Regions from separate parts of the Homo sapiens genome. Here region 1 is linked to region 2. Evidence: read pairs that join two places in POLR2A ChIA-PET (ENCODE). Cell type or tissue: PC-3. All regions are shown on one strand. Each heading gives the region's core, and the rest is flanking DNA. Links, peaks and the distances in the headings are about the cores only. Region 1 overlaps LOC105371864 (a long non-coding RNA gene). Region 2 has its middle 65 kb from the start of GNA13.

What was found. Peaks named below come from ENCODE experiments on the same cell type or tissue, not always from the same donor. Only the 100,000 strongest peaks of a DNase experiment are listed, where the experiment ranks them.
Region 1: POLR2A ChIA-PET joins it to region 2 with 7 read pairs; 9 of 35 experiments call an interaction of 5 or more read pairs at or near these places.

The regions. Positions count from the first base shown.
Region 1 is chr17:65,086,163-65,091,542 of GRCh38, forward strand. It overlaps LOC105371864 (a long non-coding RNA gene), which reads right to left. Exons shown (of 3, transcript XR_934923.2): 2 at 5,364-5,380. Among named protein-coding and RNA genes, the nearest start is that of GNA13, 32 kb to the left of the region's middle. In PC-3, for the core only: no CTCF peak of the experiment used is centred there; a DNase peak (open chromatin) is centred at 2,679; H3K27ac peaks cover 1,444 bases.
Region 2 is chr17:64,989,300-64,994,679 of GRCh38, forward strand. No RefSeq gene overlaps it. Among named protein-coding and RNA genes, the nearest start is that of GNA13, 65 kb to the right of the region's middle. In PC-3, for the core only: no CTCF peak of the experiment used is centred there; DNase peaks (open chromatin) are centred at 1,852 and 3,192; H3K27ac peaks cover 1,589 bases.

The sequences.
Region 1 (5,380 bases), core at 73-5,072, 97 kb after region 2:
ATGCCAAGACCCCTCGGGAGGTCTTGGTGGCTGGTGTCTCTGAGGGCCATCAGCTGGTGTCTCTTTGGCCGAAGCAGCCCAGGCAGGGATTGGGAAAGGTTAGGAGTGTGGACTCCAGAACCAGCCTGCCGAGGGCGAAACTCCAGTGCTGCCACTTACCATTCAAAGCTACAGGACCCAGGCGAGTGATTTAAAGCCTCTGTGACTCAGTTTCCCCAAGTGACTTAAAGCCTCTGTGACTCAGTTTCCCCATCTCTAAAATGTGGATCATAATTGCTGCTTCCTCATAGGGATGTTTTTGTGAGAATTAAATGAATTGAAAGGTGGGGACCCCAAACACCCAGTAAAGGTGGGGTATGATCCTTTAGCTCATGGCTGAGTGCCTGCCACTGGGAATTCAGCTTGGGTTGTCTGAGTCAGAGGGGCCTGGCACTGAACCCCAGCCCTCCACCCAGACCACTCAGGACTCCCTTAAGATCCTAATGGGTGTAGAGTGTGCCTGCCTTTCCTTCCTTCCCTTCCCTTCCTTCTCTTTCTTTCTTTCCTTCCTTCCCCTTCCCCTTCCTGTTCTCCCTTCCCTCCCCCCCTTCCCCTTCCCATTTCCCCTCCCCTCCCCTCCCCTCCCCTTCCCTTCCCTTTCCTTTGCTTCCCTTCCCTTCCCTCTTTCTTTCTTTTCCTTCCTTCCTGAGACAGGGGTCTCAGTATGTTGCCCTGGCTGGTCTCAAACTCCTGAGCTCAAGCAATCCTCATGCCTTGGCCTCCCAAAGTGCTAGGATTACAAACATGAGCCACTATGCCTGTCCTACACTTTTATTTCTGATAAAGGCTAAGTGAAGACCTTAGCTTAGTCTGAGAGCCAAATGGGCCTGCCTAAAGTTAGAGTGGGGTGGACTCTCCCACCTGGTCACAGCCACGCTGGCCCCAGGCGGGGGCTGGCCTAGGGTGGAGTAATGCAGAATAGATGCTGCCTGCAGGAAGCTCAGTGCCTAAGAGGAAAGCCATTCATATTAATATGTTATATATTCATGTATTATATATAAATTTAACGGCCGGGCGCGGTGGCTCACGCCTGTAATCCCAGCACTTTGGGAGGCCAAGGTAGGCGGATCACGAGGTCAAGAGAACGAGACCATCCTGGCCAACACCGTGAAAACCCATTTCTACTAAAAATACAAAAATTAGCTGGGCATAGTGGCGGGTACCTGTAATCACAGCTACTCGGGAGGCTGAGGCAGGAGAATCGCTTGAACCCAGGAGGCGGAGGTTGCAGTGAGCTGAGATCACGCCACTGCATTCCAGCCTGGCAACAGAGTGAGACTCTGTCTCAAAAATAAAATAAAATAAAAAATAAAATAAATAAATTTAACAGTCATATATAATATAATATAAAAATAATATTTATATAAACTATATATTTATAATATATTAAATATTTTATTAATATGAATATAGTTTATATTAGATTTATAATATTTATTTTTCATTACATAGTTCTTCCCAAATGTATTAATCCAGTGAGTCATTCCATCTCTTCTAGGGCCCAGCCAGCAAAGGGGCAAAGCCTCAGCAGTTGTTGCGGGGAGGGCAGACTCAAAGAAGAAAAAGGGAATGGGGAGCAAGCCTTCTCCTAACACTCAGCTACTCCATGTCTCTTATGTCTATTCTACAAACACTTTTATGCTACACTTGGGGCAGGGCGTTGCAACCAGTATAATGGTTCGGCAATGGACTTTGGAGCTGGACTACCCAGGTTTTGAATCTGACCTTCGCTACTTCCCAGTTCTGTGCCAAGTCCACACCTACCTCCAGATTCTCACCTGAACAATGAGGAGGCTATCACCATATCCCCCTCAGGGGCTGGTCATGAAGATTAAATGAGTGGTCTTTAAATGAATGTTTTACAGATAGACTCTATGAGTGTTTGTTATTACCCTTGCTATTAAATGAAAGGCCTTGAGGGCTTTTTTGTTCCTTTGTTTTGCTTTTTGTTTTTTGAGATAGGGTCTCACTCTGTTGCTCAGGCTGGAATGTAGTGGCGTGATCTTGACTCACTGCAGCCTTGACTTCCTGAGCTCAAGTGATCCTCCCACCTCAGCCTCCCAAAAAGCAGGGACCACAGGTGTGTACCACCACAACTGGCTAATTGTGTTTATTTATTTTTTGTAGAGATGGGGGTGTCTCACTATGTTGCCCAGGCTGGTCTCGAACTCCTGGGCTCAAGTGATCCTCCTGCTTTAGCCCCACAAAGTGCTGGGATTACAGGCATAAGCCACCACACCCAGCCCATGAGGCTCGCTGCAGCCTTTCTTTTGAAGAGGGAAAAAGCAAATTTCCAGCTCTCCAGAAAGAAAAAGGACCTCATGCCACCTTAAGTAAAGGAATTTAAATGACGTGTCTGTGCCTCCATGGACAGTGGACAGCTGAGCTTCTTCAGGGCTGGAACCCAGCAGGCAGAAACGGAGGCTCCTGGGGCTGTGTGGTTCCCCATCTCTGGCCTCTGCATTTCTCTCTGAATCTTATTCTTTTGTATATTGATGGAGGAACTGCTGTATCCTAGGTATGGAGCCAAGTGCTGGGAAGAGAGAGTGAATAATAAAATCTCTGCCCTGAAGGCACTGACAAGCCAATGAGCAAGACAGACACTATGGAGAATCACATAAAAATCATCCGTGTTGCAGCATGGGTCAGAATTTTCTTCCTTTTGAAGGGTGAACGATGTTCCACTGCATGTATATAACATGTTGTTTGTCTAGTCATCCATTGATGGGTACTTGGGTTGCTTCTGCCTTTGGGCTATTGTGAATCATGGTGCTATGAACATGGGTATACATTTAACCTTTTCCTTTTACAAGTGAAAAAAAAAAGTACAGTTAAGGAAAATGGACTAAAAAGAGGCATAATAGAAGGATCTAACCTAATAGGGGGAGAGAGGGAAGGTTTTCCCTTGAGGAAGTTCTATTTTGGCTGGAGCCCAAAGGATGAGAAGTTAGCTGGGTAAAAGGTAAGTGAAGAATAGTTTTGGCCACACGTAAGAGCCTCGAGGCAAAAAGAAGCTTAGATTGTTCCAGAAATGGAAAGGGAGCAGTGTGACTGGGGCACAGAAATCCTTAGAGAGAGGGGCATGGGGGGGATCCTTGGGGTGGGCAGCATCCAGATTGAGGGATCATTCAGGACTCATTACAAATGGGCTGTTTTCTAAGAGCTGTGGTAGACAACTGAAGCCCTCTAAGCAGAAAAGTGGAATGTCTAAACATAGAGTTAAAAAAAAAAGTTGCTCCGGCCACAGTGGAGGAATGAATTGGAAGCTAGAAGGAGGTGTGGGGCAGGAGCAAATGCGGGAAGACCAATAAGGCACCATGGGAGTTGCCCAGGCAAGAGATACTGGTAGGGTGGGTGGCAGTGAAGATGACTGAAATTGATGTATTAAAGAAACATTAAGGAGACAGAGTTGGTTAATTTAATGATTGATTGGCTCTCAGGAGTAAGGGAGAAAGGGGTATCTGGTTGAATCCCAGGTCTTTGCGCTGAGCAAGTGAGTAGGTGTTGGTATTATCTGCTGTGATAGGAAACAGTTAAGGAGACATGGGCTGTAGGTGCATAGAAATTATTCACTCGGTTTTGGATATCACAAAGTTGAGATCCCAAATGACATGAGAGGTTATGGTGTTGCTGGGTAGACAGCATTGGACACCCATGGCTTTCAGAAAAGAGGTCTTGTGTGACATGAGATACAGCTGGAAAGGTAGACTGGGCCATGTTTAAGATAATAATAGCACGCCTGTAATTCCAGCACTTTAGGAAGCCAAAGTGGGCAGTTGCTTGAGCTCAAGAGTTCAAGACCAGTCTGGGGCAACATGGAAAATCCCCATCTCTACAAAAAATACAAAAATTAGCCAGGCATGGTGGCACGCTCCTGTAGTCCCAGCTACTTGAGAGGCTGAGGCGAGAGGATCACTTGAGCCTGGGAGTGGAGGTTGCAGTGAGCTGAGATAGCACTACTGCACTTTAGCCTGGGCAACAGAGCAAGACCCTATTGCAAAAAGAAAGAAAGAAAGAAAAAGATAACAGTAGCCAACATTCACCAAATCATCAATATATGACAGATAATATCATTTTTCATTTATAGATGAGGATGTTGAAACATGGAGAGGCTGTGAAATTTACCCAAAGTCAAACAACTCATAAGTGGCAGTGCTGGGAATATAAACCCTGACAGTCTGGTTATTATGTCTCCTGTTGAACCGTTCTGTGATCCTGGAATGCTAGAAGAGCAGGTCTGCCCAGCCTAACCTTTTCCTTTTATAAGTGAAAAAAAAATCATCAAGGATAAGTTACTTGCCCAAGATCACCCCAGCTATTAATAGTTATGGCAGACATGAGGCTATAATCCAAGTCTTCTGACTCTCAGCACATCCCTTTCTACCATACATTCAATTTCACATCTTTTACACTTCTTTTCCCAGATTCATTGTTTTTAGAGATGGAGTCTTGCTCTGTTGTCCAGGTTGGAGTACAGTGGCAAGGTCATAGCTCACTGCAGATTTTAACTCCTGAGCTTGAGTGATCCTCCTGTCTGCCTTCTGAGTACCTGGGACTGCAGATGTGAGCCACCATGCCTTGTGTAGATATTATTACATTTGTAAAAATTTGTGTTTCTTTGTTTTCTAAATTTTCAGTAGGGGACATGTATAATATTCATAGTGGGGAAAAAGAGACTTGCAAAAGCAGAGACATCAATATTATTAAACAGAATTCATCTGACTTTGGTCTAAAGGAGGCATGTGGGGTATCAGAAGACAGGATGGTGTTGCCATATTTGTCTTTGATAATTTCTAGCAAGTGTTTCTGGGAAATTTCTATCATTGCAGGAACTCCATTCCTTAGGATGGAAAGGAGGAAACATCTCTTATTGTAGGGTAGCATATGGAGGAGGTGACCAGGAGGTCTGTCTTAGGGCAAATCGTTCTCCATGAAATCCCTAAAACCCACTCTCCTCCCCACTCCTCCCTTCCTCGCCTGCTCACTGGCCCACCTTGCCTGGAAATGATGGAGGTGCAGGGAGAAGAACAGAGTTCCAGGCTTGCGGGAACAAGACACCCTTTTACTGTCAAGCAAAGCCAATTGATTTAGATGGAGAGAGGTGCTCTAAGCAAAGTGTTTACATTTTCAAACAAAGATGCAAAAGAATGTAAGGATAAGAAGGCGCAAGGTTATCAAAGCTGACTACACTTCCTCAGACTGTTCTCCCTCTAGCAGATGTCTTGGACCAATGTAAAACAATGTAGATTCAAAAAATCAGTTTGATATAGTTACTTATCTTGAAAACTGTTGAGATTGCTCCTTTTCGCCCTTTTTTTACCTACCTTGTCCAATTCATCAA
Region 2 (5,380 bases), core at 179-5,178:
TATGGGTGGTTTAACTCTCTAGGCCTGGGCTGCTCCTAAGAATCATTTGCAGATACATCTATCTACCTAGCTATTTTTTTTTTTTTGAGACAGGGTCTCACTCTGTCACCCACTCTTCACTCTGTGAAGTGCAGTGGCACAATCAGGGCTCACTTTATCCTTGACCTCCTGGGCTCAAGCATTCTTTCCACCTCAGCCCTCTGAGCAGCTAAGACTATAGGTGTGTGCCACCATGCCGAGCTAATTTTTTTATTCTTGTTTTGAATTGTAGTATAGATGTCTCACTATATTATCCAGGCTGGCCTTGAATTCCTGAGCTCAAGCAGTCCTCCCACCTCGGCCTCCCAAAGTGCTGGGATTACAGGCATGAGCCACCGCACCCGGCCCATAAGATACATATGTTTTTTTTAAAATAATGCAGTGAGTTGTTTTGTTTTGGTTTTTGTGTTTTTTTAGAGACAAGGTGACATTCTGTTGCCCAGGCTGTGCTCTCACAGCTCACTGCCGCCTTGACCTCCTGGGTTCAGGCAATCCTTTCACCCCAGCCTCCACGTAGCTGGGACTACAGGCATATGCCACCACACCCTGGTTAATCTTAATTTTTTTTTTTAGAGATGGAGTCTTGCTATGTTGCCCAGTCTGGTCTTGAGTTCCTGGACTCCAGTGATCCACCCCCCTCAGCCTCCCAAAGTGCACCACCATGCCCAGTTAATTTTGTATTTTTAGTAGAGACAGGGTTTTTCCATGTGGTCAGGCTGGTCTCAAACTCCTGACCTCAGGTGATCTGCCTACCTTGGCCTCCCAAAGTGCTGGGATTACAAGTGTGAGCCACTGAGCCTGGTCGCTACTTGTTCTTATTGTGCATTTATATCCTGAAGAAATGGAATCTGCCATTTGCTGTAGCAGCGATCCAGAAAAACAAAGTGTAGTTGTTGGAATAAAACACAACTAACTGACATTGAGTGTCACCTGGGGGTGACCCAGCACAGCAAGAATGGATCAGCTTAAGCAGGTGTGGTGGCATGCACCTGTGGTCCCAGCTACTTAGGAGGCTGAAGTGGGAGGATCACCTGGCCCAGGAGAACGAGGCTGCGGTAAGCCAAGATCATGCCACTGCACTCCAGCCTGGGCAACAGAGCAAGATCCTGTCTCAAAAAAAAAAAAAAAGAATCAAAGAATGGATCAGCCTCATATCATCCAAGCTCATAGAGACAATGATGTAGAAAAACCCCAATGGCTTTGTATTGAATCGTCACCTTCAGAGGGCTGGGGACATAGGTTCATAGATAGTACCTTCACTCCCGGGAGGCACGGGAAGACAATTCCTTTTTGGTTTTTTTTTGAGACAGAGTTTCACTCTTGCCACCCAGGCTGGAGTGCAGTGGTGCAGTCTCAGCTCACTGCAACCTCTGCCTCCTGGGTTCAAGTGCTTCTCCTGCCTTAGCCTCCCAAGTAGCTAGCATTATAAGTGCCCATCACCACACCCAGTTAATTTCTGTATTTTTAGTAGAGACGGGGTTTCTCCATGTTGGCCAGGGTGGTCTCGAACTCCTGACCTCAGGTGATCCACCCACGTTGGCCTCCCGAAGTGCTGGGATTACAGGCATGAGCCACCACGCCCGGCCGGGAAGCCAATTTATAACAAGCTTTCTTGGTAAACATGGGTAATTAGTTGATGACCCTAATGGTCCCTACCCCTCAAAGTTTGGTGCATCCTCTTTCTCTCTCCCAGCCGTGTGAGGACACAACATGAAGTTGGTCATCTCAGGACCAGGAAGAGAGCCCTCCCCAGAACCCAACTATACTTGCACTTGACTTTGGACTTCCTAGCCTCTGCTGTGAGTGATGAATGCTTGTTGTGTAATCCACCCAGCCTATGATACTCTGTGGTAGCAGCCCAAGCTGACTAAGACACTTGGCAAGTGCATCTCCACAATAAGATCCAAGCCATCTCAGCCTGGAAGTTGATGCTTCCAGATGGCATTCAGGAGAATGACCAAAGTTTGTCTCTCTTTTTTTTGAGACAGAGTCTTGCTCTGGCTGGAGTGCAATGGTGCGATCTCAGCTCACTGCAACCTCCGCTCCCTGGGTTCAATAAATTTCTTGTGCCTCAGCCTCCCGAGTAGCTGGGATTACAGGCATGTGCCACCACACCCAGCTAATTTTTGTGTTTTTAGTAGAGATGGGGTTTCTCCATGTTGGCCAGGCTGGTCTCAAACTCCTGGCTTCAAGCGATCCACCCACCTCAGCCTCCCAAAGTGCTGGGATTATAGGCATGAACCACCACACCGAGCCCAAAGTTTTTCTCTTTGACCCTTCATTTTGTATTGTTGATCAATCTCCTCACCTTTTTTTTTTTTTTTGAGATAGGGTCTTGCTCTGTCACCCAGGCTCAAGTGCAGTGGCATGATCACAGCTTATTGTAGCCTCAAAGTCCCAAACTCAAGCAATCCTCCTGCTTTAGCCTCCTGAGTAGCTGGGACTACAGACGTAGGCCACCACACCCAGATAATTTTTATTTTTTTGTAGAGATGGGGTCTCATTATGTTGCCCAGGCTGCTCTCATACTCCTGGGCTCAAGTGATCCTCCAACCTTGGCCTCTCAAAGCACTGGGATTATAGGCGTGAGACATCACGCCCGGCCCTAACCCCCTTTCTGATTGACATGTTCTTAAGGTACCTTACAAGAGGTTAGAAGTGTTTTTATAAATATACCTTTTTTTTTTTTTTTTTTACAAACTTCAGTTGTAACCAAATCTTGCTAAAGAACTCATTCTGATCTCTTAAGGTAACTTTACATTTCTTTACATTAGAACTTTATATTTCTTCTAATCCATATGCATTGGTTTTACAGTTTTACCGTTTTGTAATTGCCAAAACAATACAGGATTCTCAGTCACATCGGAATTTCAGATGAACAATGAGTAATTTTTTAGTATAAGCATGTCCCATAAATTTCATGGGATATATTTACATTAAAAGTGATTGGTTGTTCATTTGAAATTCTAGTTAACTAAGCACCCTGTATTTTTATTTGTAAAACCTGGCCACCCACTCTCCAAGGGAAATACTAGTTCCCTATTTCCAAATTGGTGGAGGTGGTGGTGACCTCATGATTGCTCATATAACCTATCCACAGTTTCAAGAAGGAAAGAAAGGTAATTCTGTATGCCAAAAAGACACAAACCACACAAATAGCAAATATGTCCCCATGCAAGGCACAGTGCTGGATGACTCATGGAGAGTGATGTCTGGTCAAACACAAGCCCTCGGGCACGATGGCTCATGCCTGTTATCCCAGCACTTTGGGAGGCTGAGGCAGGTGGATCACGTGAGCCCAGGAATTTGAGACCAACCTGGACAACATGGGAGAAACCCCTCTCTACTAAAAAAAATACAAGAAAACTAGCCAAGCATAGTGGCACATTCCTCAGGGCGGGAGGCTGAGGTGGGAGGATCACTTGAGCCCAGGAGCCAGGAGATCCAGGCTGCAGTGAGCCATGGTCACACCACTGCACTCCAGCCTGGACGACAAAGTGAGACCCAGTCTCAAAAAAAAATTAAAATTAAAAAATAATAAAACAAAAATGTAAAAAAAATACATATATATGTTGCTCTACAGATTAGATGCATTCAGAGAAATTTACCTGAAAATCAATTTCTGAAAAGTAAATTTATTTCCCTAGTTTTCAACAAAAAATAAGCATACTAGGCTTTCAACCTCAATCTGCCAATTTATCATTTGGTCCTTGGCAAGTGTATAAACTAAAAACTTCATTGAGACTCAGCTTTCTCATCTGTCAAACATAGCCCAAATGGCTACCTTTCCCTCCAGCCAATGCCAGAGGAAGTGCTTGGTGAGGAAGGGGTAAGGAGCATGACAGGCCCTCCAAGATGGCCCCATGGCGTCTGTGATCTCCCTGTTCCCTTCTCAATAAAATGAATGTAGATCAAGCAACTCCTAGGTGTGAGCCATTCTGAAAGGGGCTGTGGGATAGAACACATCCCTGCATCCCTTGAAGAGTTAGACTCCACCTGGAAAGATAGGACATGTGTAGTCATCTGTTACAGTGGTAGCCCCCAGTGAAATGCACCTCTTAGTATTCATGCCCTCTATAGATCACTCAACTGAATCTGGGCTGCCTGAAACAATAGAATGTGACAGAGGTGATACTGTGCCAGCTGTGCCAAGGGGCACACGTGGAGGGGCTCACTTCAGGGTGCTGGATGAAGAACAGGGCAGGAGGCCAGACACAGTAGCTCACGCCTGTAATCCCAGCACTGTGGGAGGCCGAGGCGGGTGGATCACCTGGGGTCAGGAGTTTGAGACCAGCCTGGCCAACATCTCTATTAAAAATACAAAAATTAGCCACGCATGGTGGTGGGCACCCATAATCCCAGCTACTCGGGAGGCTGAGGCAGGAGAACCCCTTGAACCCAGGAGGTGGAGGTTGCAGTGAGCCGAGGTCGCACCACTGCACTCCAGCCTGGACAACAAGAGTGAGACTCCATCCCAAAAAACAAAACAAAACAAAACAAAAAAACAGGACAGGGACAGATGCTGGGCTTTGAAGACTGCACAAGCTCTAGGGCTACGCCTTAGGAAATCTTGGTGGATTCCACATTTGTAGTCCTGGGAACCCTGAGCCACCAGGTAACAAGCCTTACCTTCCTGTTGGAGAGGCCACATGGAGAGTGAGAGGCCCTGAGACTATATGGAGGAGAATGAGAAGCTCAGCCAGACATGTGCACATGTTCAAGCTGACCCAGCCACCCTCCGGACTCCGGAGCTACAACAGCCGGGACCCCTGACATGGGGGTGATGAAGCCACATCTTCAACTCATTCTTGGGTGTGCAAGATGCAAGTTAACATGGAACTCATTCTTGGGTATGCAAAAGATCAGGAATGTTTAAGCAAAGCAAATGATGTCTAGGTGAAGGTGATGCTCCCCAGACAGGGAACAGCACCCAGTATCCCCTGTTTAAATTCCAGACCCACAGATTTGTGGGCAAATAGCATTTTGGTTGTTTTTATGGTACCTCGCTTTTGGGTAGTCTGTTATGTAGCCATAGGTAATAAAATGTCAAACTCTCAGGAAAAGTAAAATGTCCCTCAAAATGTTAGGAATCTGTGCCTTCCAGCCAGACAAGTTTCTCAGGGTCGAAAGCAAGGACATGCCCAGTTCTAACACAGGCAGGAACACTTCCTGTTGGGGACTGAGCAGGAACTCCCTGTGAGTGCCCCAGGTTTCTGGATCCTGGGGGGGTGTGGGGACAGGCACCTGGGCTGAGGGGCTCGCCTGTGTCTGTTCAGCCACGGCTGTGCTTCCCCAGAGACGAAACATCATGGGGGGCTGCGTTTGAGGTGGGGGTGTCAGT